3 separate regions of the Homo sapiens genome follow, and all the other regions are linked to region 2. Evidence: chromatin loops called from intact Hi-C (ENCODE). Cell type or tissue: PC-9. All regions are shown on one strand. Region 1 has its middle 38 kb from the start of LDLRAP1. Region 2 overlaps LDLRAP1 (low density lipoprotein receptor adaptor protein 1). Region 3 overlaps MAN1C1 (mannosidase alpha class 1C member 1).

Region 1 (8,000 bases), 62 kb before region 2:
GCTCTTGCCCAGACCCATCTGAATCTGCATTTTACAAGATGTGAATGGGTAATTCAGTTGCATATTATTTTAGAAGCCCCATCCTGAGCTGACTTTCCTAACATGAAGACTCTAAACATTGTCACCCTCTCTCTTCTAGTCCAGAAAAAAGCTGATACACAGGTTTTGAAAATTTAGAATTAAAAATTTGGGCTGGGCGTGGTGGCTCACGCCTGTAATCCCAGCACTTTGAGAGGCCAAGGTGGGCAGATCACGAGGTCAGGAGTTCGAGACCAGCCTAGCCAACATGGTGAAACCCTGTCTCCACTAAAAATATAAAAATTAGCTGGGCATGGTGGTGGGTGCCTGTAATCCCAGATACTCGGGAGGCTGAGGCAGGAGAATCGCTTGAAACCAGAAGGCAGGTTGCAGTGAGCCAAGATCACGCCACTGCACTCCAGCCTGGGCAACAAGAGGAAGACTCTGTCTCAAAAAAAAAAAAAAAGAGTTTAATGATGAGAGGCCATGCAGAAGATGAACTCTAAGCCTTACTCCTTTTTACTTATTTTGTTTATTACGTTTCCTCACCATTAGAATGTAAGCTCTATGAGGGCAAAGATTTTTGTTTATTTACTGCTGTAACCCAAAACCTAGAACAATGACTGCCACATAGTAGGTATTCAGTAAATACTTATTGAGTGATTAAGGTTTTAGATTAGACATGTAATCTGAAATACCGTGTCTTGACTGAATCAGAGCATCTCTGTAATAGTATTATTAGAATGACAAGTATAAACAGAATTGTTTCTAGAAGGAGAGGGATAAATTTGAAGTAACATATTTACTATGACATCTCCCATCTGCCTGTCTGAAACCTTGCTTTTTTGTCAGATTTTCTCTACAAACTCCTGCTTGATTTAGCCAGGTGCAAAAAGATGTCTTTACCAGCTAGATGTGCTGCGAACAATCACTTGTCTTGGAAGCCTCGCAGCAGGGGCCTGCTGGGGGCCTGTCCATGCTTCATCCCTCTGGAGCCTTAGACCAACTTCCACAAGAGCCAGTACTGCTGCGTTGTGAGTCAGTGTGGGGATTTTTTCTGTTGACAGTAATTGAATTATAAAGCATTTCCTCCTGGAAGGTATCTGGGTGATTGAATGTCTCAGAGAATTCCTTTCCATCTGACCAAGGGGGCCACACTTCTTTTCTCTCCTCCCTCCTTGAGCATATTTTAAGTGTTTCTGTTTGTTCCATCTCAACGTTTGCTTTTGGTTCCTGTCTTTGCTTGAGGTTCAAGTCTTATTTCCCCTCAGGATGGGCTTTCTAGGGTTCTGGGACCACTCTGTTGTGATACCCTGATTTTTCTCCTAAGAATCCCAGATTTAGCTTCACACACGTGGCAGGGCCTTTTAAACCCCGTCCGAAGGAGCCTGGACCGGTTGCTCTGAGAGAGGTCCATTCTGCCCGCTTCCCAGCTCTGCAGCCTTCGGGTTGAGAGGGAGGTGCAGGTGAGTGTGGGCAGGGACCTCCATGAGCCACGTTTGGCCTGGCACCAGCATATCCTGGATCCTGTTCTTCGCCGTTCCCTTCCCTGTCCTCCTCTGCACGGAGGACAGGGTTTTGCTCCTGGAGCCCTAGGCCGTGTTGGCACATTTCTCCAGTACCAGGCCCATACTTCCTTAGAACAATCATTCTCAAACTTGTTCACCAGAACAGCCTGAAGTCACCTGCGAAAACACAGATTACTGGGTCCCACCCCAGAGTTTCTCATTCATGAGGTCTGGGGGTGGGCCTGAAAAACTGCATTTCTAACACATTCCCAAGTGAGGCTGGGCCCCACCTTGAGAACCACTGGCTTGAGCGTGAGGGCTGACACAGCCCTGCCCAAAGCCACCCCCCAGCTGCCACCAGAGGGCACATGCAACCTGAGCCAGAGGTCTTGTTTCACCTCCAGCTGCCAGCTCCCCGCCTGCCACCCAGCAGAGGTTCTTTCCAAAAGATTTCTTTCTAGTTGTAATTTTTGTTATTATGTATTAGGAAGAAATGCAGATCTAAAAAATAAGGTGGGTTCTCAGAGTCTGTCTCTGACAAATATTAAAGGTCAGATGGATCAGCCTTTTGAAAGTGTTGAATGTCCTGACTTTTAAGAAATGGAACAGGCTGGGTAGGGTGGCTCACGCCTGTAATCCCAGCACTCTGGGAGGCTGAGGTGGACCAATCGCTTGAGCTCAGGAGTTCAAGACCAGCCTGGGCAACATGGGGAAACCCATCTCTACTAAAAATACAAAAATTAGCTGGGTGTGGTAGTGTGCCTATAGTCGCACCTATCTGGGGGACTGAGGTGGGAGGATCATTTGAACCTGGGAGGTCAAGGCTGCAGTGAGCTGAGACCACACCACTGCATTCCAGACTGGGTGACAAAGTGAGACTCTGTCTCAAAAAAAAAAAAAAAAAAAAAAAAGGAAAAAAGCAATGGAACAAATGGTTCCCACTGGAGGCTTCCAGGGCTTCCATCACACTGAAGTGGGGACTTCCTTTCAGAACATCGTAGAATCTTTGTGTATTCAGAACCCAAAAGGCAGTTAAGATGATAGGTGATTTTCATTTTCTTCTTTATACTTTACTGTATATTCCAAATTATCTAAAATTCATATAACAAAAAAATGATTTTTAAAACACATTTTAAATGTGACTAAAAGCCAAAACAACAACTCCAAAATAATAAAAACCAACCCAAAGAGGAACTTGGAGTGAGCAGCGTGGGGTGAGGAGAAAGCCCCCAGCTGGCACTTGGCCCCTCAGTTGGTCCTGCTGAGGTATCTGCCTAGGCGTAGGGGTCTAGTGGGATCACAGTTGGCCGAGTGCTCAAGAAAGGGATTTAGGACCGAGGAATAGATGGTTACCTGTGAGGACTCGGCCTGTCATCTGTGTAAGTCATGTGTTGCAGAAGCCCTGAGATGCCAGAACTTGAGATTTTTCAACCAAAAACAAAAGGAATCTGGATAATGTGAAATCTCCCAATTTTTAAATGTTAGCTCAAATGTATTATCTGCAGATCAAACAAAATATGTCTGGAAGCTGCTAAATAGGAACCTAAGGCTGTAAAGTGCCTACGTTTTCCTGTTTCTGGCTTTGCTCCCAGTCCCTTGGCCTCTCCACGCACTGCAGAGTTCAGGAGAAGTGGGGCAGTGGGTCTCAACCCTGGCTGCTCATTAGAGTCACCTGGGGAGCTCTTAAAAATGCCCATGGCCAGGGCCCACCCTGAGAGCGCCTGATTTAACTGGGCTGGGGAGGAACCCGGGCTTTGTTTGTTTGAATTCCCCAGAGGTTTCTAATATGCAGTCAGGGTTGAGAAACTGGGAACTAGAGGGGAGTAAGAGGAAGCCTCCATCCTGCTGGGGCCTGGGACCTCAGAGGATGCATGCAGGTGTCTGGGGGCTGGGGCTGGGGCTAGGACTTCAAATGTTTTTAGCTGGCCAAGTGGAGATATGAGCAAAGTTGGTCTCTGCTGTCTTCCCACCTCCCCTGTGGAGACCCTCGTGTCTCTTCTTCTGGCCCCTGGGCTTCCTTCCAGGCCCTTGTCCTGGATTCCCCTTGTCAACCACATTTATCGCACTGTCTGCAAATATAAATTGTTAGCCCTCTCGTTTCCAAAAAGGAATTCTGCTAGCATCACCCCAATTTGTGGTTACTATGTGTCAGCTTATGAGGGTTTTTTAAATTATTATTATTGCAAGCCACAGAAGCTGACTGCGGCCAGTATAAGCCCAAAGAGGAACTGAATGAAAAGAGACGGGGCATGCACATATGGGGCTGTCGAGAGGGCTGAAGAGGCCATATGGGAAAGACAGGAGCCAGCCAGCATGGGCAGTTTGGAGGCAGGAGCTGCTCAGCAGGGCCCGTGGCTGAGTGAGTCCATGTCCCAGCTTCTCAAGTCAAAGTCGGGGGATGGTGGTAGATGTGTGCTACTGCTCCCAATTATCCACTCCATCCCTGCAGCGAGGTTGATCCATCCCACTCTACTCAGCGTCCAAGTTGGCCATATAACTTGCATTGGTCAATGGAATGTGAGTGGGCATCACGTGTGCCAGGTGTGGGCAGCCTGAAATGCACCTGAGTGCTTTACATCAGCCTCTTGCTCCTCTCTGCGGGAGAACAGCATCTCCCAGAGAGGGGCCACAGCTGGGTGAGAGGTGAGCCATGTCAAAGCCCGCCCTCAGACGTGGGAGCAAAAAATATGTGTTACTGGTCTTAAGTCACTGAGATTCGGGGGCTGTTTGTTACCAGAGCAAAAACTGATATAGACAAAGAGTCCAAACTTGAGTCATATGTCCTCCCCTTGGCTGAATCTTGGGCTGGAGAACACTAGCTGAGGGAAGGAGATTCAGGGCCCTTTTGCGGTCTGAATGTTTGTGTACCCTTAAAATCCTTATGTTGAAATCCTCACCTGCAAGGCCTTTTGGGGGGTGATTAGGTCATGAGGGTGGCTCTATGAAAGAGGCCCAGGAGGAAAAAGGAAAGATGGCCGAATAGGAACAGCTCCGGTCTACAGCTCCCAGCGTGAGCGACGCAGAAGACGGGTGATTTCTGCATTTCCATCTGAGGTACCGGGTTCATCTCACTAGGGAGTGCCAGGCAGTGGGCGCGGGTCAGTGGGTGCGTGCACCGTGCGCAAGCCGAAGCAGGGCGAGGCATTGCCTCACTTGGGAAGCGCAAGGGGTCAGGGAGTTCCCTTTCTGAGTCAAAGAAAGGGCTGACGGACACACCTGGAAAATCGGGTCACTCCCACCTGAATATTGCGCTTTTCGGACCGGCTTAAAAAACTGCGCACCACGAGATTATATCCCGCACCTGGCTCGGAGGGTCCTACGCCCACGGAGTCTCGCTGATTGCTAGCACAGCAGTCTGAGATCAAACTGCAAGGCGGCAGCGAGGCTGGGGGAGGGGCGCCCACCATTGCCCAGGCTCACTTAGGTAAACAAAGCAGCCGGGAAGCTCGAACTGGGTGGAGCTCACCACAGCTCAAGGAGGCCTGCCTGCCTCTGTAGGCTCCACCTCTGGGGGCAGGGCACAAACAAAAAGACAGCAGTAACCTCTGCAGACTTACATGTCCCTGTCTGACAGCTTTGAAGAGAGCAGTGGTTCTCCCAGCACGCAGCGGGAGATCTGAGAACGGGCAGACTGCCTCTTCAAGTGGGTCCCTGACCCCTGATCCCCGAGCAGCCTAACTGGGAGGCAACCCCCAGCAGGGGCACACTGACACCTCACACGGCAGGGTATTCCAACAGACCTGCAGCTAAGGGTCCTGTCTGTTAGAAGGAAAACTAACAAACAGAAAGGACATCCACACCAAAAACCCATCTGTACATCACCATCATCAAAGACCAAAAGTAGATAAAACCACAAAGATGGGGAAAAAGAGAACAGAAAAACTGGAAACTCTAAAACGCAGAGCGCCTCTCCTCCTCCAAAGGAACGCAGTTCCTCACCAGCAACGGAACAAAGCTGGATGGAGAATGACTTTGACGAGCTGAGAGAAGAAGGCTTCAGACGATCAAATTACTCTGAGCTACGGGAGGACATTCAAACCAAAGGCAAAGAAGTTGAAAACTTTGAAAAAAATTTAGATGAATGTATAACTAGAATAACCAATACAGAGAAGTGCTTAAAGGAGCTGATGGAGCTGAAAACCAAGGCTCGAGAACTACGTGAAGAATGCACAAGCCTCAGGAGCCGATGCAATCAACTGGAAGAAAGGGTATCAGCAACGGAAGATGAAATAAATGAAATGAAGCGAGAAGGGAAGTTTAGAGAAAAAAGAATAAAAAGAAATGAGCAAAGCCTCCAAGAAATATGGGACTATGTGAAAAGACCAAATCTACGTCTGATTGGTGTACCTGAAAGTGATGGGGAGAATGGAACCAAGTTGGAAAACACTCTGCAGGATATTATCCAGGAGAACTTCCCCAATCTAGCAAGGCAGGCCAACGTTCAGATTCAGGAAATACAGAGAACGCCACAGAGATACTCCTCGAGAAGAGCAACTCCAAGACACATAATTGTCAGATTCACCAAATTGAAATGAAGGAAAAAATGTTAAGGGCAGCCAGAGAGAAAGGTCGGGTTACCCTCAAAGGGAAGCCCATCAGACTAACAGCGGATCTCTCGGCAGAAACACTACAAGCCAGAAGAGAGTGGGGGCCAATATTCAACATTCTTAAAGAAAAGAATTTTCAACCCAGAATTTCATATCCAGCCAAACTAGGCTTCATAAGTGAAGGAGAAATAAAATACTTTACAGACAAGCAAATGCTGTGAGATTTTGTCACCACCAGGCCTGCCCTAAAAGAGCTCCTGAAGGAAGCGCTAAACATGGAAAGGAACAACCAGTACCAGCCGTTGCAAAATCATGCCAAAATATAAAGACCATCGAGACTAGGAAGAAACTGCATCAACTAATGAGCAAAATCACCAGCTAACATCATAATGACAGGATCAAATTCACACATAACAATATTAACTTTAAATGTAAATGGACTAAATGCTCCAATTAAAAGACACAGACTGGCAAATTGGATAAAGAGTCAAGACCCATCAGTGTGCTGTATTCAGGAAACCCATCTCACGTGCAGAGACACACATAGGCTCAAAATAAAGGGATGGAGGAAGATCTACCAAGCAAATGGAAAACAAAAAAAGGCAGGGGTTGCAATCCTAGTCTCTGATAAAACAGACTTTAAACCAACAAAGATCAAAAGAGACAAAGAAGGCCATTACATAATGGTAAAGGGATCAATTCAACAAGAAGAGCTAACTATCCTAAATATATATGCACCCAATACAGGAGCACCCAGATTCATAAAGCAAGTCCTGAGTGACCATTACATAATGGTAAAGGGATCAATTCAACAAGAAGAGCTAACTATCCTAAATATATATGCACCCAATACAGGAGCACCCAGATTCATAAAGCAAGTCCTGAGTGACCTACAAAGAGACTTAGACTCCCACACATTAATAATGGGAGACTTTAACACCCCACTGTCAACATTAGACAGATCAACGAGACAGAAAGTCAACAAGGATACCCAGGAATTGAACTCAGCTCTGCACCAAGCGGACCTAATAGACATCTACAGAACTCTCCACCCCAAATCAACAGAATATACATTTTTTTCAGCACCACACCACACCTATTCCAAAATTGACCACATACTTGGAAGTAAAGCTCTCCTCAGCAAATGTAAAAGAACAGAGATTATAACAAACTATCTCTCAGACCACAGTGCAATCAAACTAGAACTCAGGATTAAGAATCTCACTCAAAACTGCTCAACTACATGGAAACTGAACAACCTGCTCCTGAATGACTACTGGATACATAATGAAATGAAGGCAGAAATAAAGATGTTCTTTGAAACCAACGAGAACAAAGACACAACATACCAGAATCTCTGGGACACACTCAAAGCAGTGTGTAGAGGGAAATTTATAGCACTAAATGCCCACAAGAGAAAGCAGGAAAGATCCAAAATTGACACCCTAACATCACAATTAAAAGAACTAGAAAAGCAAGAGCAAACACATTCAAAAGCTAGCAGAAGGCAAGAAATAACTAAAATCAGAGCAGAACTGAAGGAAATAGAGACACAAAAAACCCTTCAAAAAATTAATGAATCCAGGAGCTGGTTTTTTGAAAGGATCAACAAAATTGATAGACCACTAGCAAGACTAATAAAGAAAAAAAGGGAGAAGAATCAAATAGACACAATAAAAAATGATAAAGGGGATATCACCACTGATCCCACAGAAATACAAACTACCATCAGAGAATACTACAAACGCCTCTACGCAAATAAACTAGAAAATCTAGAAGAAATGGATAAATTCCTCGACACATACAGTCTCCCAAGACTAAACCAGGAAGAAGTTGAATCTCTGAATAGACCAATAACAGGAGCTGAAATTGTGGCAATAATCAATAGTTTACCAACCAAAAAGAGTCCAGGACCAGATGGATTCAC
Region 2 (8,000 bases):
CTCTTTAATTTTTAAAAATCTGGGTACTGGGGGCTCCCCTGGTGTCCCTCGAGCCTGTTCTCTGCTGTTTGGGAACCACCCTTGCCACTTGCCCATCCTCACCAGAAGGCCATGGAGGGACCTCACCTGTCGCTTTTCTGCTGAGGCTGTGGGACTCCTGGCATCAGTTATCCCTCATGAACTTGGAATTTTGGCTTGGCTTTTGGAAGTAAATGAAGGCAAGAAAACTCCCTTCCCCACCCTCTTCCTTTTGGAATTTGAAAGCCATAGAAGTCATCAGGTCCAATGCCCTCCTCTTATTGAAGGAAAAGCTGAGTTTCAACGTGGAGCAGTGACTTGCCCAAGGTCTCACGGGCAGGTAGCATGGACCAGGGCACTGAACCCACCTGGGTCTCCAGACACCCTGGGACATGGCCTTTCTCCTCTCCCACGTCTCCAGCTTTGGGTCCTTGGGCTGAGATGCTGGCGATGCACCCAGGCAGGAGGCCTGCCTGAGGCCGTGCCTCCAGGCGCCCACCCTGAGCTTGTGTCCTGAGTCCCTGTAGCTTACCCAGGGCTGGGACAAGCCCCAGCTGTGAGCATGGGCTCCCCCAAACATAGTTCTTATCTCCTGCTTTGTTTTCCCCAAGGAGCTGGATGATGGCCTGGATGAAGCGTTTTCGAGGTAATGCTAGCTTCCTGTGCTGGGTAGGGGGCCTGGTGTGCGTGGGCTGGCCCTGCTGCCCTTTCTCCTGGGGACCTTTCCCCTGATTAAGAACACAAGCCACTCAGACCCCCTCCAGAGCAACAGTCCCATCCCTCCACTCAAATGCTTCCAGGGGCAGGGAGCTCACTGGGGAGGAAACCCCTTCCAGCGTTGTCCAGAGCTGTTAGAAAGTTCTTACTGTTGAGTCAAAAACTATTCCTGGTGGCTGCTCTGCCGCAGTCTGAGGTGAGCGAAACACACTGCAGCTCAAGTTGATTTCCTCCGACTTGAGGAGGCGTGGCCTTCAAAAATGGGCTTTTTTTTTTTTTTACAGGCTTTGCTCCCTCCACAGGTCTGTGTTTATGAACAGGGGAAGGGAGAAAGTGTTTAATGAAGCTCGTGAAGCGTTCCATAGCAGGGAAGGTCAGGCACAGTGAGGAGGTGTTTTGGTATAGCCTTTGGTGGCATTTCCCCGTTTTCCCAGGGGCCATCCTTGTGGCCCCCTGCAGCTTGGGGACATGCCACTGAGAAGGCTGTGGCTGAGGAGAGGCCTGGGCAGGTCAGGGTTCCGAGCCCTGGGTCCCCGTCTGTCAGGCCTCCCTTTCTCACTTGAGACCCTCAGCAGCCTCCTACAGCCCTCCCACATCAGGGGCTTTGTTTGGGGTTGGAGTCAGCGATTTTTGGTCCAGCGGGTGGGGACAGAGTCAGGGTCTTTGCCCTCCTGCCTCCTCCTTCCTCTTCCTTGCCTCCTTCTTGCCAGGGACTAGTGGAAACCCCTTGGTCCAGCCTGGGGCGAGGGCGACAGTGACACCTTCCCTGCCTCACTGGCTGACGACACCTGCCCTCTGAAGAAAATCTTTTGTTTGCTTTCTCCACATTATTTTGAGCATCATGTGCCCTTTATTAACAATTTTGAAAATCAGCAAAGCATTAAACAGAAAGTAACACCATCCTGTAATCCCACAGCCCAGAGTTTTGGGCTTAATTCATGCTAATCCTATACATATACATTATTTTGCATTGATCAGCTCATCGTATTTGCATTTTGGGATCCTGATTTTTCACTTAACAGCGATGTGTCAGAAGCATTGCTCCAGGCTGTTAAAAGCTCCTCGTAAACACCTCTTCCATTGACTGCCTAACATTCTCTTAAGGGAAGCTGCTATAATTTACTTGACTCTCCCCTATTCTTTTGGACATGTAGGTTGTCTCCCTTTGTAAATTTATTTTTCGAACAGCACGGTGTTGACACAGTTATAGCCAAAGAATCTTCCGTGTTCCCTCCCACAGCTTGTTCCCCACCCCACCCCCACCCCCGCTGCTCCCTTTACCAGCCCCTTCTCCTCTTTCCTGGGCATGTCCTGACTGAGCTGGGGCACAGAGTGGGTGCTCTGGCCTCTCCCGGGGGTGGGTGCACCGCTGGCTGCCCCTGACTTTTCTGAGCTGTTTGACTCTCAAGGGGAGGTGCTTTGATCTGAGGTTACTCCACCTCCCCTGCACCGGGGGCTTCCTTCTTGGGCCATGTGCCCTGCTGTTCCCCACTGGTGCCCCCTCGCGTCTGACCCTGGGGCGCGCCAGCCCTCACCCAGGCTCTCGGCTCACACAGCTCTGCCTTCCAGGCTTGCCCAGTCTCGGACAAACCCTCAGGTCCTGGACACTGGCCTGACAGCCCAGGACATGCATTACGCCCAGTGCCTCTCGCCTGTCGACTGGGACAAGCCTGACAGCAGCGGCACAGAGCAGGATGACCTCTTCAGCTTCTGAGGGCCCGGGGCCAGCCGGACACAAGCGGCCCTGACACGTGATGGACCAAAGCCACCTGCTGCGGGGGAGCCAGTTCTGGGGCCCGCCTGCCACCTCTCCCAGCCCTCAGCATTGTCAGCCTGAAGATCAGAGCTGCAGCCAGTCAGGCAGGGGAGAGATTTTTCTTTTAAGCCCTGCTCTTTCTCTGAGAACCAAAAGATGCCTTGAATATTTATTCAGTGACTTCTGGCTTATGCTCAGAAGCCAGTCTGCGTCAGGCACGTCTCCTGCTGCGTGACATGTGCAGTGCTGTAATCGGCTCCCGCTTGCTCTCCTGGAGCAAGCTCTGCCCTGGCTGTGGGTATCAGGACTGTGACCAAAGCATTTCTAGTCCCTTCTCTCTTTCTAAGGACCCAAATTTCCCTGGGGGCATCCTGCTTCCTGAAAGCTGTTGGATTTCAGTGATTTTTCCCCCCACCCCCCAGCACAGGAGAGCACCCACAGCCGCAGAAGGGGAATGTGTCCTCCTGCTCTGCTTCCTCAGGGCCCAGCAGGCGGGGGTTTGAGCCCTGGACCCCAGGCTCTTAGAGACTAAGGGGCAGCTCCTGACCAAAGACGATACAGCTTGGCACTTTAAAGCATTAACAGCAGGTGTGACCCTGAGGGCTCCTCCATGGTGCTGCATTGAGTCCAGCTTTCCTTCTGCCCTTCCTCCAGGAGAAGGGGCCCAAGGTCCCCGTGGATGGTCTCCACCTGTGCTTGGAACCAGTGTAACTGGCTGCTCCCTGCTCCCAGGGACTGACACGGGGATCATCTCTGTGACCGCCCTCCGTCGGGCCCCTGCCTGCCTTCTCCCCTCCACGCAAGGCTGTGCTCTTCCTCTGGTTTCTGTGTGTCCGTTTGAGTGTCTGCGCCCCGCCTCCCCATACTTCCTGGGATGATGTGTGAAACCTGACACCTAGATTTATTTGGAAATATTCTATGACCACTTTACAGATGAGGAAACAGGCCTCAAGCGTGGAGGGGTAGAGTGAAGAGTAGAACCCAGGTCTGATGCCAAAGCTGCTTTCTTCTCTGCCTCCTCCTCACGCAACTCACACCTCCTTTTCTTCTAGCTTTGTTGTCCTCCCAGGAACCAAAAAACCCCAGCTATTTTCTGACCAAAATGTGTTTCATAACAAACCATCTGGTGCCTTTCCACACAGAACTGGCAGGAGCCTCGTGTCCTGCTAGCTGTCTCTCTTGTTGATTTCCGTGAAAATGCAAGTGTTTGAAGTCTGCTCATTCCGAGGGTGAAACAAAATCCAACCCTGTCAGAATCATGCTGTTCTCTTTGCTGACACTGTGACCCTGGGTCGGGACAGACCAGCAGCAATCTGTCTTTAGAATCGCTTTCCTTCCTCCCCTTTTGCCCCCGTGGGGCTCCCGGCATCCTGAAAGCCAGCAAAGCCTCCAGCATCTTTTCCATCCTGAGGTGCCTCCCAGTGGCCTGGCTTGTCGGAGCAAGTTTCATCAGCCCTAGGGAAAACACGGCCCTCCTGGGAACCTCCTTACCTGGAGTAACCGGACACCTTAGACGGAGGTGCCTGAGGGTGGGGTGGGATTTGCAGGGTCATTATCAGAACATGAGGATAACTTCCTTGCCCCTGCTCTGTAGCCACCTCCTTGGCACCGGCCTCTATTTGTCATAAGGCGGCGTGGGCGAGGCCTGACACAGGCCAGCCTTGGCACGAGGGGGGCCAGGGGTTCTGAGAAGCGCTGCCCTGTGAGAGCCACGCTGGCCTTCGTCTCCATCTCTGGTTGACGGGCTGTCCGTGTGCCTCCTGTGTGTCTGCAGACAAGTCTTGCTGTGCTTTATTTGTGAAACTTTAATGAGGAAAAAACAAATAATAAATGTTCTCGTTTTGAAACTCAAGCAACGCTCATCAGGTGGAGTAGACTGGCGGCAGCGTCCGGCGGCTCCTGCCCTTTGGGGATGGCAGCAGCAGTGACCACAGGCTGGGTGGGGCCGCGTGCCCAGGGGCAGCACTGAGTGGGGGTGATGGTCTTAGGTTCCTGGGGTTGAAGGCCCAGTGGGGCCCCCTTTTCACCCAGCAGCTGGGTGTGTGTGTGATGAGGTCACCTCTGGATGACTCATGGAGGCTACACCAGGGATCTGGTGCATCGGCTGAAGCGTCTGAGAGCCCCGGCGGGGGACTGTGGCCAGGCTGTGAGTCCCCTGCAGTGTGCATGAGGTTGTGTACGTGTCCACGTGGGCGTTTTCCACAGAGAGGATGTCCATTATTTCCATCACTTTTTGGATCCGCAACACTTTATCATTCCACAGACTTGCTCCGGGCTGAACGTGGACTGGGCCTGGGTCTCAGTACTGGGGACAGGGGTCCAGGCGTGGCCCAGATGAACTCAGGATGTGTGGTTTGGGTGTGTTGGGGGATGGTGGGAAGTATTTCAGTGTCTTGAGAGACTCAGGGTCTAGCCCTAGCTCTGCCACTTGGAGGCTGTGACACTTGATCAGTCACCTCTTGAGCCTTGATTTTCCCGTCTGTGAAAATGGTGCAATGACCTCCCCGCTTTTTACCACCCTGGGTTTTGTGTGACTCAGTGGTGACCATCATCACATTGTTGGTAGAACACTTGTGCATTCAGGTTATCTCAGAACCAAAGGCAACTGGAACTCAATATGTCTAAAAATGGTAAAGTAAAATAGTTAGCAACCAGTGTTAACTGAGCTCTTACTATGTGCCGGGTGTTGTGCTGAGCTCTGCACCATATTGCAACGGTTGTGCTGAGCGCAGATGGCAGATGGCATTAGCTCCCGTTACTGCTGAGGACACTGGGCTGGGAGAGGAAGGCAGCTGTGCTTCAAGTGCTGGGCGGGGCCACAGCTGAGCCGCCAACCTGTGTGGCCCTTACCCCGCCATGTCCTGGCTTCCCAGGAGCCCAGTCTGGCCATATGCTGCCCGAGACCACCTGTTGACCTGTGCGGTGACCCTCACAGAAAGGCCACTCTCTTCAGGTTCTTTCAGCCACTCTCCGGAGATTCCCCAGGCCTCTGCCCCTCAGCTGTGGCTTGTGGGGGTCCACTTGGACATGTATCTCTTTATCCCTTTGAAACTGGTATTTTAAGCGTCCAGAACCCAGAGGCAGAGCCCTCATATCAGCATCAGGCTGACTCCCTGTGAATTCTCAGTGGTTCATGGATGACTAAGAAATCCTCCCCTTTCTTCTTTCCCTCATAATCTGAAAAGACACCCAACAAGTTTATCTTTCGGTTTAAATTTGGCCAATGTCTTTAGTCTCCGGATGTCTCGGATTATGAATCCTGAGCGCCAGCCGTCTGCTCTTTCATGCATAAGGGATGAAGCCAGGGAGAACAAAGTCGCCTTTCAGATTTGACGTGACTTTCAGCTTCACTGGGTGGATGTTGGGGTCTGCTCTCCCAGGAAGAGATCCCATCCCATGTACATCTGGGGACTTTTCAACAAGCCTGGCTAGGGAATAGGGGCAGATTCACATCTGGGGGGCTGGCTTGGGGCCTGGTCTTCCTCCGGCCATTCCCAGGTGCTCATCAGAGGAGGTGCCCGTTTGTATATTAAGAAGTAACCCGGCCGGGCGCAGTGGCTCACACCTGTAATCCCAGCACTTTGGGAGGCCGAGGCAGGCGGATCACGAGGTCAGGAGATCGAGACCATCCTGGCTAACACGGTGAAACCCCGTCTCTACTAAAAATACAAAAAATTAGCCAGGCGTGGTGGCGGGCGCCTGTAGTCCCAGCTACTTGGGAGGCTGAGGCAGGAGAATGGCATGAACCCAGGAGGTGGAGCTTGCAGTGAGCCGAGATCGGGCCACTACACTCCAGCCTGGGCGACAGAATGAGACTCCTTCTCAAAATAAAAATAAAAATAAAGTAACCCTTGGGCCTGTTAGGTCTTTTGCACCTAACACTGGTGATACTAGTCCTTGCAACCTCACATGCTACCAGGTAGGTGGTCCTAGTCCCATTTTCCTGATGAGGCAGCTGAGGGTGAAGGAGGATCAACAAGTTGACCAAAGTCTCACATCCACTCGGGGATCTGGGATTTGAACCCTGCTCTCTGACCCCAGCGCTCCGGATTTCCACTGCACAGTGCCTCTCCGTGCAGATCAAGGCAAACCCCAACCGACCTGGTGTGCCCTGCTCTGCCTCGCCAGCAGCCCCAGCTACCACGGAAGACACTGGAAGCTGCTGGCCAGTGGGTGTCTCCACAGGCAGAGGCTGACTTCCTAGCTAGACACCAGAGCAGATCCCACCTCTTCCCCAGTGGCTGCCCTTTGGGGCCACTTCTCTGGACATGCCTAGTTTAGAACTCCACAGGGGTATGTCTCATTGCATTGAGACCCTGCTTTGTCCCCAGTGGCACTGCTCAGCCTGCCAGTGGGGCCCACAGTGAGCATTGGTGCCCCTCAGAGAAGGAAGCCTTCCTCTGGGAGGTGAATGCCAGCCTCGGAAGGGCAGGAAGGAGGGTGCACATCTTGAACACCAGCAGCATCCACACGTACCAGCTAGTTTAAGCTGCTGCACGGCCCCTGTGCTTGCACGTATTGTTAGCCCATTTTAGAGATGATGATACCAAGGCCTGTGGCGGTTACATGATCAGCCAGCCTCACACAGCTATTAGGAGGCAGGCCTGGGACTCAGAGCCAGTGTGTTCCCCACTGTGCTGGGTGGCCCTGCCTCTGCAGGTCACTTGGGACATTGGCAAATCAGGATGACCTTGCTTGCTTAGGAACTTCTGAACCCAGCCCAGAGTAACCTTAGCCAAGTGTCCAGCACAGAGGTACTGGATCAGATGGTGCGTTTGTGGCCAGGACAGATGTGGGCTGTGTCATGAATCCTTGTTGCCAGACAGCAATTCTGACTGCACCTGCTGAGCCCCAGCACGGCCTGTCTCAGGGTGACTGAGGCACAGCTGCTCTTGACCCCCTCGCAGTCCAGGGGTTATAGTTCATGGTGCCCTGGAAAGTCCCCGGGCATGAGCTGGGCTTGCAGTAGGCCAGCGGGACATTGGAAGTCAGAGCTGAGGTATGGCAGCTGGGGAAGCCAGGTCAGGCTCTTAGAAGAGGGGCATATTCCTGCTGGGCATCAAAGGAAGGGTAGAATGGTTGGCGACTGCATGTGCTAGCCTGGGAGCTCCCTGAGGACATGCCTGTCTGATTTGCCCCATGGCCTCAGTGCCCAGCCTAGCACCTGGCACAGAGTGGCCATCAGTGAGTCAGTTCATCAGGAGGGGAGAACAGCCTGGCTCCCATGAGAGCTGTGAGAAAGGGCAGCCCTGGCTCAGCAGGCAGCGCTGGAGTCCCTGCAGCCTGGGAGTCCACTTTGCCGGCTGTCAGACCCTTCCTGTGACAGCTCCCCAGTGTGCACTGGGTGCACTGGGCTTAGGCACTCTGGGTCTCCGTCACACACAGCCGATGGCATGGCATGCCCAGCCTGGTTTGGTAAAATGTTGTGTGGTCCACCCTCTGCCCCAACCAAGATCTTGGTTTTCATGCTGTCTTCAAAGTGAGATTCTAGAATGTTAATGCTGGGAGA
Region 3 (8,000 bases), 140 kb after region 2:
TTTGGGATCTTCTGAAGCTGTCAGATGGTAAACACCTGAAGTGTCATAGTCGATGGCTGTCCAGTATTCTATCACATGGATGGACTGTTGTTATATAGTCTATTATATTGCATTTACTGGACATTTAGGTTATTTCTGATTTTGGGCCAATCTAAGCACTGGTGAGATGAGTGTCTTAATTTGGGTCACTAATCTTTACACATTTGCCTTAGTGTTGTCTTAGGATAAGTTTTTAGAACAGGACTAGCTAACATTTTCAAGCATTTACCACGTGCCACTCTGCTAAGGGCTTTAAGTATATTATCAGTCAGGCATGGTGGCTCACGCCTGTAATACCAACACTTTAGGAGGCCAAGGCAGGAGGATCATTTGAGGCCAGGAGACCTGGAAAGTCTACGACTTAGGGAGACCCTGTCTCTACAAGAAATTTAAAAATTGGCTGGGTATGGTGGCACATGCCAGTAGTCCTAGGTATTCAAGAGGCTAAGGTGGAAGGATCACTTGAGCCCAGGAGTTTGAGGCTGCAGTGAACTATGATTGCATCACTGCACTCCAGCCTCGGTGACAGAGCAAGACCCTATGTCAGATAAATAAATAAATAAATAATCTATTGAATCTTACACATGATTCTATACAGAAATATCCACATTTTACAGATAAGGAAACTGAGTCATGGAGAGGTTGGGTACCTTGTTTGGGGTCACACAGCTGGCAAACTGCAGAGCCAGTATTGGAACCCAAGCTCTCTGACCCCAGAAGCTTCTGATGCAAAAGGTTAGGTCTGTTTAGCCTTGCTGCATGGTATAAGGATGCCTGTCCCTTGCTTCCTCTCTTCCAGCTCTTTACCCTGTGGTCTCCTGGAGTCCTCTCACACCCACACTTGCATAACAGGAACAGGGAAGGAAGAATCGGCAGTGTTTGTGCCATGCCTGAAGGATCACAAAGCATTGTCCCACATGACCCAGATGTGCATCTAGCACCCCTTCCTGGATTCTCAGTCCCTGGGAGGTACCTTCTAGGGAACCATCCAGAGACGGGAACATGTGGCCACTGGAGACCTGCCTTAGGGGAGTTGTGGGCGTGTTGGTCGGGGCTCAGCCAAGTTGTGCTGGGAGAGTCTGTGCTCTCCCTAGACCAGGTTCTTTACAGAGACTGGACTCTGGCGGGGGGGAATCCTTGCAGGCCATTCTAGGGAGAGTTGGACATGCGCAGGGCAGCCTGGGAGTCTGAGTCCTCAGCAGAGAGTGTTCTGGGAAAAGAAGAATGCTGAGTGAGATACAATGCTAGACAGGGGATGTGGGTGATTTACTTGGTGAGAATGCCCCTAGACTGGGCAAATCTAAGGCCAGGGCCCTGAAGCGGGCCACCTGTTTTGCACAGACTACTCACCTGCAAGCACTTAAGACAGGCTTGTGGCCCAGAGGTAAGAGCAGAGCCCTCCTCTCATGACCCTACTAGGCCTGGCTGTTTGTCAGTGGCTCTGTCCTTTGGGGATAATCAGAGTTCCAGCTGCCTGTGCCATGGGGAACAGGGTGTGGCTGGTTCCAGTACACAGGCAGAATAGGGCATACCATCTCCAAGCAGCAGGGGCTGTAGGATTCCCACCTTAGTTGCCTTGCAGGGAATGTCTTGGTCCAGCAGAAGAGACAGAATGGGGAGGGCTTGCCCTCCACTTGGCCCAGTTATCTCTTCCCGATTTATCCATAGATTGAGCTTGATGATCCAGACTCATATTCATTCAACTAATCACATGAGTTATTTCTGCAATTTGGGTCTTCAAATAAGTACACTTGGTTGCTGAATATGTGATCAGCCACAGATTTCTTATTCTTTAAAACTCAGGGAGCGGAAATGCCAACGTATAAAGCCATCAGCACGAGGCAGAGATTTCCAAAGCACTAAAATCACACCATTCAAAGTGCTGGCCCCTGGACTTACCGTCAAGCTGCCACTTGGCCCATCAGTGCTCTGTGCAGAGCCCAGGTAGGGGGGCTTTATCTGTAAAACCCAGGGAGGAAGGCAATCAATACGTAATCTTTTCACATTCTTTTTACTTAACAAGAGAATTGGTTTGCCTCTGAAGTAACTTGATCTGGAGGAGAAAATGCATTTGAGGGCTTTTAAAGGGTGCAGACCAACTGGGAAAGGCTACTTCAGGCCTTGAGGTTGGGAAGGTCAGCTTCTGTTCTGCTCTGAGCTTTGCTGTAACCTTGAACAACTTCGCCTCTTCCTCCTTATCATCAGGGTCCCTGGTACAATGAACCAGCCACTGGACAGGACTTACCATTCATTCATTTGTTCATTCAGTGAGCCACTGTTGAACCGCTACAGAAATCCAAGTAGTGGATTAGGCCCTGGAGATTTCAGAGATAAACCCGACCTGGATCTGCATTTACATTGCTTGTAATTGTCAAATGGAAGACAGCTGCAAACAGTTAAGATGCAGGCGTGGGAAACAAATATTGGGAGTAGAAAGGAAGGGCCTGTAGCCTCTGTTTAGTCACTCTATGAGGAACTGCCTGGGGCAAGGATTGTGGCTTCTGTTCCTATCTGGGGGAGGCTGGGATGGACCCCCAGGATGGACCCTGTCAGAAGTCATGAACTGGCTGTAGGAGAGCAGCTGTTTGCTCCTTTTGTTCCCAGAAAGGGGTCCCAATCCAGATCCCATGAGAAAGTTCATTGGACCTTACACAAGAAAGAATTTGGGGCGAGTCCATAAAGTGAAAGTAAGTTTATTGAGAAAGTAAAGGAATAAAGAATGGCTACTCCATAGGCAGAACAGCAGCCTGGGCTGCTTGACTGAATATACTTACAGTTATTTCTTGACCATATGCTAAACAAGGGATGGATTATTCATGAGTTTTCCAGGGAAGGGGTGGGCAATTCCCTGAACTGAGGGTTCCTCCCTTTTTTAGACCATATATGGTAACTTCCTGATGTTGCCATGGCATTTATAAATAGTCATGGCGCTGGTGGGAGTGCCTTTTAGCATGCTAATATATTATAATTAGTGCCTAATGAGCAATGAGGACAATGGGAGGTCACTTTCATCACCATCTTGGTTTTTGTGGGCTTTGGCCAGCTTCTTTACCATAGCCTGTTTTATCAGCAAGGTCTTTGTGACCTGTATCTTCAGCTACCCCCGCCCATCTCATCCTGTGACTAAGAATGCCTAACCTCCTGGGAATGCAGCCCAGTAGGTCTCAGCTTCATTTTACCCAGTCCCTATTCAAGATGGAGTTGCAGCCAGGCACAGTGGCTCATGCCTGTAATCCCAGCACTTTGGGAGGCCGAGGCAGGCGGATCACCTGAGGTCAGGAGTTTGAGACCAGCCTGGGCAACGTGGAGAAATCCTGTCTCTACTGAAAATACAAAAATTAGTTGGGCAGTTGCTGCGCTCCTGTAATCCCAGCTACTTGGGAGACTGAGGCAGGAGAATCACTTGAACCTGGGAGGTGGAGGTTGCAGTGAGCTGAGATTGCACCACTGCACTCCAGCCTGGGCAACAAGAGCGAAACGCTGTCAAAAGAAGAAAAAAAAAAGCCACTGGCTTGGAAAGTATCTGAGAAAGTCCCTGGTAAATTTCATTCCACTCCAACTGGGGTCTTGGCACTTGCATTTTCCTGAGCCCAGCCCCAGGGACCGCAGGAATCCATACATCTGCAGGGATGAGACACAGCCGATGCCCACCGCCATGCAGAAGCCTAACACCTACTAGGCTGAAAGTCACCCCAGGGCACTAAGCCAGGGAGGGTTGAAGGGGGTGGAAGATCATCAGGGAGAGAGTAGGTTTTCCTATTTGAGAAGTGAAAGGCGGTATAGACGGCTGTCCTCCATGCCTTGGATTGTAGGTGGCATTTACTGCTCAAGGAGAAGGGACACTCAGAGACCTGATGCAGAACACGGAGGAGGCAGTAAGACCGGCTAAGCTAGGTGAGTTTAGGAAAGTCCAGCAGGGCCACCTACTTATTTTGCAGTCATAAAAACAGCAGCTCCAGGCCCTCAATGCTGGCATGTAGTAGGTACTCAATAAATGTCTGCAGAAGCAATGAATGAGTCCTGTCAAAAGTAACAGTACTGAATCAAACCAGTGTTCTGGGAGGCAGGCACGCAGATGTTTCTTGTCCACCCTAACTCTCCAGCTCCAAAGCCCATGCTCTTACCCAGGGCTCTGTGAGCCCTATTCAGTTGTGTTAATCAGATGTGGCTGCATTGCCTCCCCGCCGTCTTGGTTACAGTAAATGTCCTTTAAGTTGCAAGGGCCTGGGGTGGCAGGGGTAGAGGAATGCATGAAGATTCCTCACCAATGCCTGATACTGTCAGTCTTCGTAACGTTAGCCTTTCTAGCAGAAGGAAACTCTATCTATCTATCTATCTATCTATATTTATTTATTTTATTTTTTTGAGATGGAGTCTCACTCTTGTCGCCCAGACTGGAGTGCAGTGGCATAGTCTCGGCTCACTGCAACTTCTGCCTCCCGGGTTCAAGCGATTCTCCTGCCTCAGCCTCCCGAGTAGCTAGGATTACAGGCGCCCGCAACCACGCCCAGCTAATTTTTGTATTTTTAGTAGAGACAGGGTTTCACTGTGTTGGCCAGGCTGGTCTCGAACTCCTGACCTCAGGCGATCTGCCTGCCTTGGCCTCCCAAAGTGCTGGGATTACAGGCATGAGCCACTGAGCCCAGCTGGAAACACTATATTCTTGTTGAGCCCCTGGAAGTTTATTTATATACTCATTCTGCATTTTTGTTCAATCCATACTCTGCTAAGCACTGGAGAAAACAGAGGTGAGTAATCATTGCTGTTCTCCCACTGGCATGGGTCAGACAGCTGGGGTGGGAATCCTGCTCTGCCACTTCCTAGATTTATTGACCTTGGGTAAATTAATCTCACTGAGCCTCTGTTTCCACATCTGTAAGATGGGGTTGGTACCTCAAACAAGTGTTGAGAAGATGAACTGCAATGTCATATGTAAAAGCCTGGCCTGCCCAGGCATTCAGTAAATGTTCACTGTGCTTGTTGTTGTTCATTCATCTTGCCTGCTGGCTGACAAATGGTAACAGGCACCAAAGGTTTAAGAAAGCTGTGTCAGAACAGACCTTAATAATAATAGTTGCTAACATTTATTGAACATGTACTGTGTGCCAAGTGCTATTCTAAGTACCTTTTATAGATTACTATTAATATTAAAAATCCTATTGATTTCTGTAATTTTTTACAGAGTGGGGAAAGGCTACTATGGTTTGATTTTCATGGAAACACTTGGTTGTAAATTGCGGGGACCCAGTGGCTTTCTGGAAGCATGATTCTAGAACCTCAGAGGTAGCAGGATAGGAAATAGCGAGATAGACTTTCCCTTGTCGTGGCTGCTCAGTGACCTTCAAGTACCTGCTGCTGCCCTTTGTTCAGAACCTGAAGGCTGATGACTTAGTAAAGATGAAAACAATGAATTCTTAAAGAAAGGTCAAGGTTGAGTATAGTTGATGGGACCCTGGGTGAGTGGTTTCTTACTTGGACTCTTGCGTTGGCAGCTGTGGTCTTAGGGAAGGTCTCTCCCCTCTCTAGGCCTCGGGGTCCTCACTTGTTTGGAAGGCTGAACTCATTGTATCAACTAACGGTTGCTGTGTAACAAACCACCCTGAAACTTAATGGCTTAAACAAAGACCATTTATTATTTCTTGAGTCTGTGGGTCTTAGCTAGGCCAGGATTGGTCTAGGATGGCTTTGGTTAGATGACTCAGCTCTGTTCCATGTGGACCTGGACTTCTCTCATGGCAGAGATAGGGTCCAAAAGAACAGACAGAAGCACACAGTCTCTTAAGACCTAGGCTCAGAACTGGCACACAGTCACTTCCTCTGCATCCTGTTGGTCAGAGTAAGTTAATTGGCCAGCCTGGACACAAGGAGTGAAGAGAGAGACTCCATCTCTTGATGGGAACAACCGCTAAGTCTCATGGCCAAAGTCAGGGCTACAGGGAGAAGTAGGACACCAGGAACATTTTTGCCTTCTATCACACCAGACTCCTTCCCACTCAGACATCTCTAAAGTCAAATCGCTCATGGATGGGTCAGTGTGGGAGAAAGAAGTTGAATTCTCATCTCCTCAGGCCAAAGCTGGACATGCCTTTCCTGGGTTTGAGATAAATGGACCAGATACCTGGTCCCTGTTGGTGCTGAGCTCAGCTCCGTTTGATCAAAAGGACAGAACTAAAGGACATATTTTTATTGAAGCACTCATTCTGCATGTATTGAGCACCACTGTGTGCCAGGCCCTGCTCCCTGCGGCCCCGCCCCTCCTCCCTGCGGCCCCGCCCCTCCCCTGCGTGCTGCAAGCCTGCCCCGGGCCCCACTTCCTCCCCTCCTCCGTGGGTGCGCAGCCCAGGCCACTGCTTGTCTTGGTGGGAGGAAGTGATCAGTCTTTGCAAGCCGTGCTGTCCTGTGTGTGAAAGAGGATACTTTCTTTATTTTACTAAAAGATTCCTTTCATTCAGATCATGAGACAGAATTGGGAAATTTAAAAATTTGGTCTTTAAGAAGAGATGTGTAAACAGCTTTCAGGAATGTTTGTTTAAATGGACTCACAGTGAGTGTGTCAGGGAGCGCCATCCCTCTGCCCAGGCCCTGCTCATCCTGATGCAGACCACAGAGGAGGCGACAAGACCAGCTAAGCTGGGTGAGTTTAGGAAAGTCCAGCAGGGCCACCTACTTATTTTGCAGTCATAACAACAGCAGCTCCAGGCCCTCAATGTTGGCATATAGTAGGTGCTAAATAAATGTCTGCAGAAGTAATGAATGAATCTTGTGGAAAGTAACAGTACTGGATCAAACCAGCGTTCTGCTATGCTCGGCCGGCGTCTTGGCAGGGGAGCTCTTTTGTCTGGCTCCCCACGTCTAACCTCCAGTTATAGAAGACATTTTTGGGTGGTTTGCACATACTAACGTGCCCGTTAGGCACCTTGTTGATTTCACTTGCTGTAAAGCCCCTGGGGAAGCCCCTGGGTGGGCTGCTCTCAGGGAGGGTCTGGAGAGGAGATGGGCCACTTATGGAGCTTTCCACAGCAGCCCCAGCCTAGCAGAAGAAGTGAGTGAGCACATAGGCTCATGCTGGTAATCTGGGGCGGCTTCCTGGGAGAAGGGGCCTTGGCCTGTTGGGAGGGTTTGTAAAGGTGGCAGAAAGGTGAGCTATCCTGATGGTTCTAGCATGTTTAGAGGTCTTTGTGAAACTGCTTACCTGTCTTGAGTCCCTTCTCCTTGAGCAGTAAATGCCACCTACAATCCAAGGCATGGAGGACAGCCATTCAAACCGCCTTTCACTTCTCGAATAGGAAAACCTACTCTCTCCCTGATGATCTTCCACCCGCTTCAACCCTCCCTGGCTTAGTGCCCTGGGGTGACTTTCAGCCTAGTAGGTCTTAGGCTCCTGCATGGCGGTGGGCATCGGCTGTGTCTCATCCCTGCAGATCTGTGGATTCCCACGGTCCCTGGGGCTGGGCTCAGGAAAATGCAAGTGCCAAGACCCCAGCTGGAATGGAATGAAATTTACCAGGGACTTTCTCAGATACTTTCCAAGCCAGTGGCCTTTTGATATTGACTTGGGATTAAACTCCCCACTGCCTCAGATACTAGGATCATCTATGCAGTTGTCCAATATTTTATATTTTAGAAATACTTTGATATGAATCTTCTTGCATAATCCTTCTAACCTTACCCCTTTGAGGCTGGCCAGAGTTAGGAACTAGTCTTCCCATTTTCCCATTACAGATGGGGAAACTGAGGTCATTACAGATGAGGTAAATAACTTGCCTGGGGTCACACAGGCCTCCTGCCTGCCTCTCAGTCCAGTGCTCTTTCTACTATATGTCATGTCCTCTCATAATGAGGTGGGGGTGGGGAACAAGGAGATGGAGGGATGTGTTGGGTGCTTTTGTGTTACCACATTGCACCCTCATCACAGTCAGGTGAGATGGTGCCATACCCACTTTATAGATGAGGAAACAGAC

The links. Hi-C counts contacts between places; a loop is a spot of excess contacts. Peaks named below come from ENCODE experiments on the same cell type or tissue, not always from the same donor. Only the 100,000 strongest peaks of a DNase experiment are listed, where the experiment ranks them.
Region 1: a loop joins it to region 2, with 10 times the contacts of the local background. A loop is called at or near these places in 9 of 110 quality-filtered maps.
Region 3: it touches region 2 in a loop (3-fold over the local background); 2 of 110 quality-filtered maps call a loop at or near these places.

What each region holds. Positions count from the first base shown.
Region 1 is chr1:25,502,104-25,510,103 of GRCh38, forward strand. No RefSeq gene overlaps it. Among named protein-coding and RNA genes, the nearest start is that of LDLRAP1, 38 kb to the right of the region's middle. RefSeq lists enhancers at 959-1,526, 1,527-2,092, 4,398-5,307. In PC-9, CTCF peaks have their summits at 1,897 (motif pointing right) and 2,096; a DNase peak (open chromatin) is centred at 1,818; H3K4me3 peaks cover 841 bases.
Region 2 is chr1:25,564,544-25,572,543 of GRCh38, forward strand. It overlaps LDLRAP1 (low density lipoprotein receptor adaptor protein 1), which reads left to right. Exons shown (of 9, transcript NM_015627.3): 8 at 630-664; 9 at 2,305-4,343. The coding sequence ends at 2,449. Among named protein-coding and RNA genes, the nearest start is that of LDLRAP1, 25 kb to the left of the region's middle. RefSeq lists enhancers at 2,248-2,971, 2,972-3,696, 3,697-4,420. In PC-9, a CTCF peak has its summit at 3,929 (motif pointing left); DNase peaks (open chromatin) are centred at 4,028 and 4,488; H3K4me3 peaks cover 1,073 bases; H3K27ac peaks cover 3,535 bases.
Region 3 is chr1:25,705,359-25,713,358 of GRCh38, forward strand. All of the region lies in intron 2 of MAN1C1 (mannosidase alpha class 1C member 1), which reads left to right. Among named protein-coding and RNA genes, the nearest start is that of SELENON, 91 kb to the right of the region's middle. RefSeq lists enhancers at 288-1,263, 1,264-2,239, 2,240-3,215, 3,216-4,191. In PC-9, no CTCF peak of the experiment used is centred here; DNase peaks (open chromatin) are centred at 2,463 and 3,143; H3K4me3 peaks cover 686 bases; H3K27ac peaks cover 1,956 bases.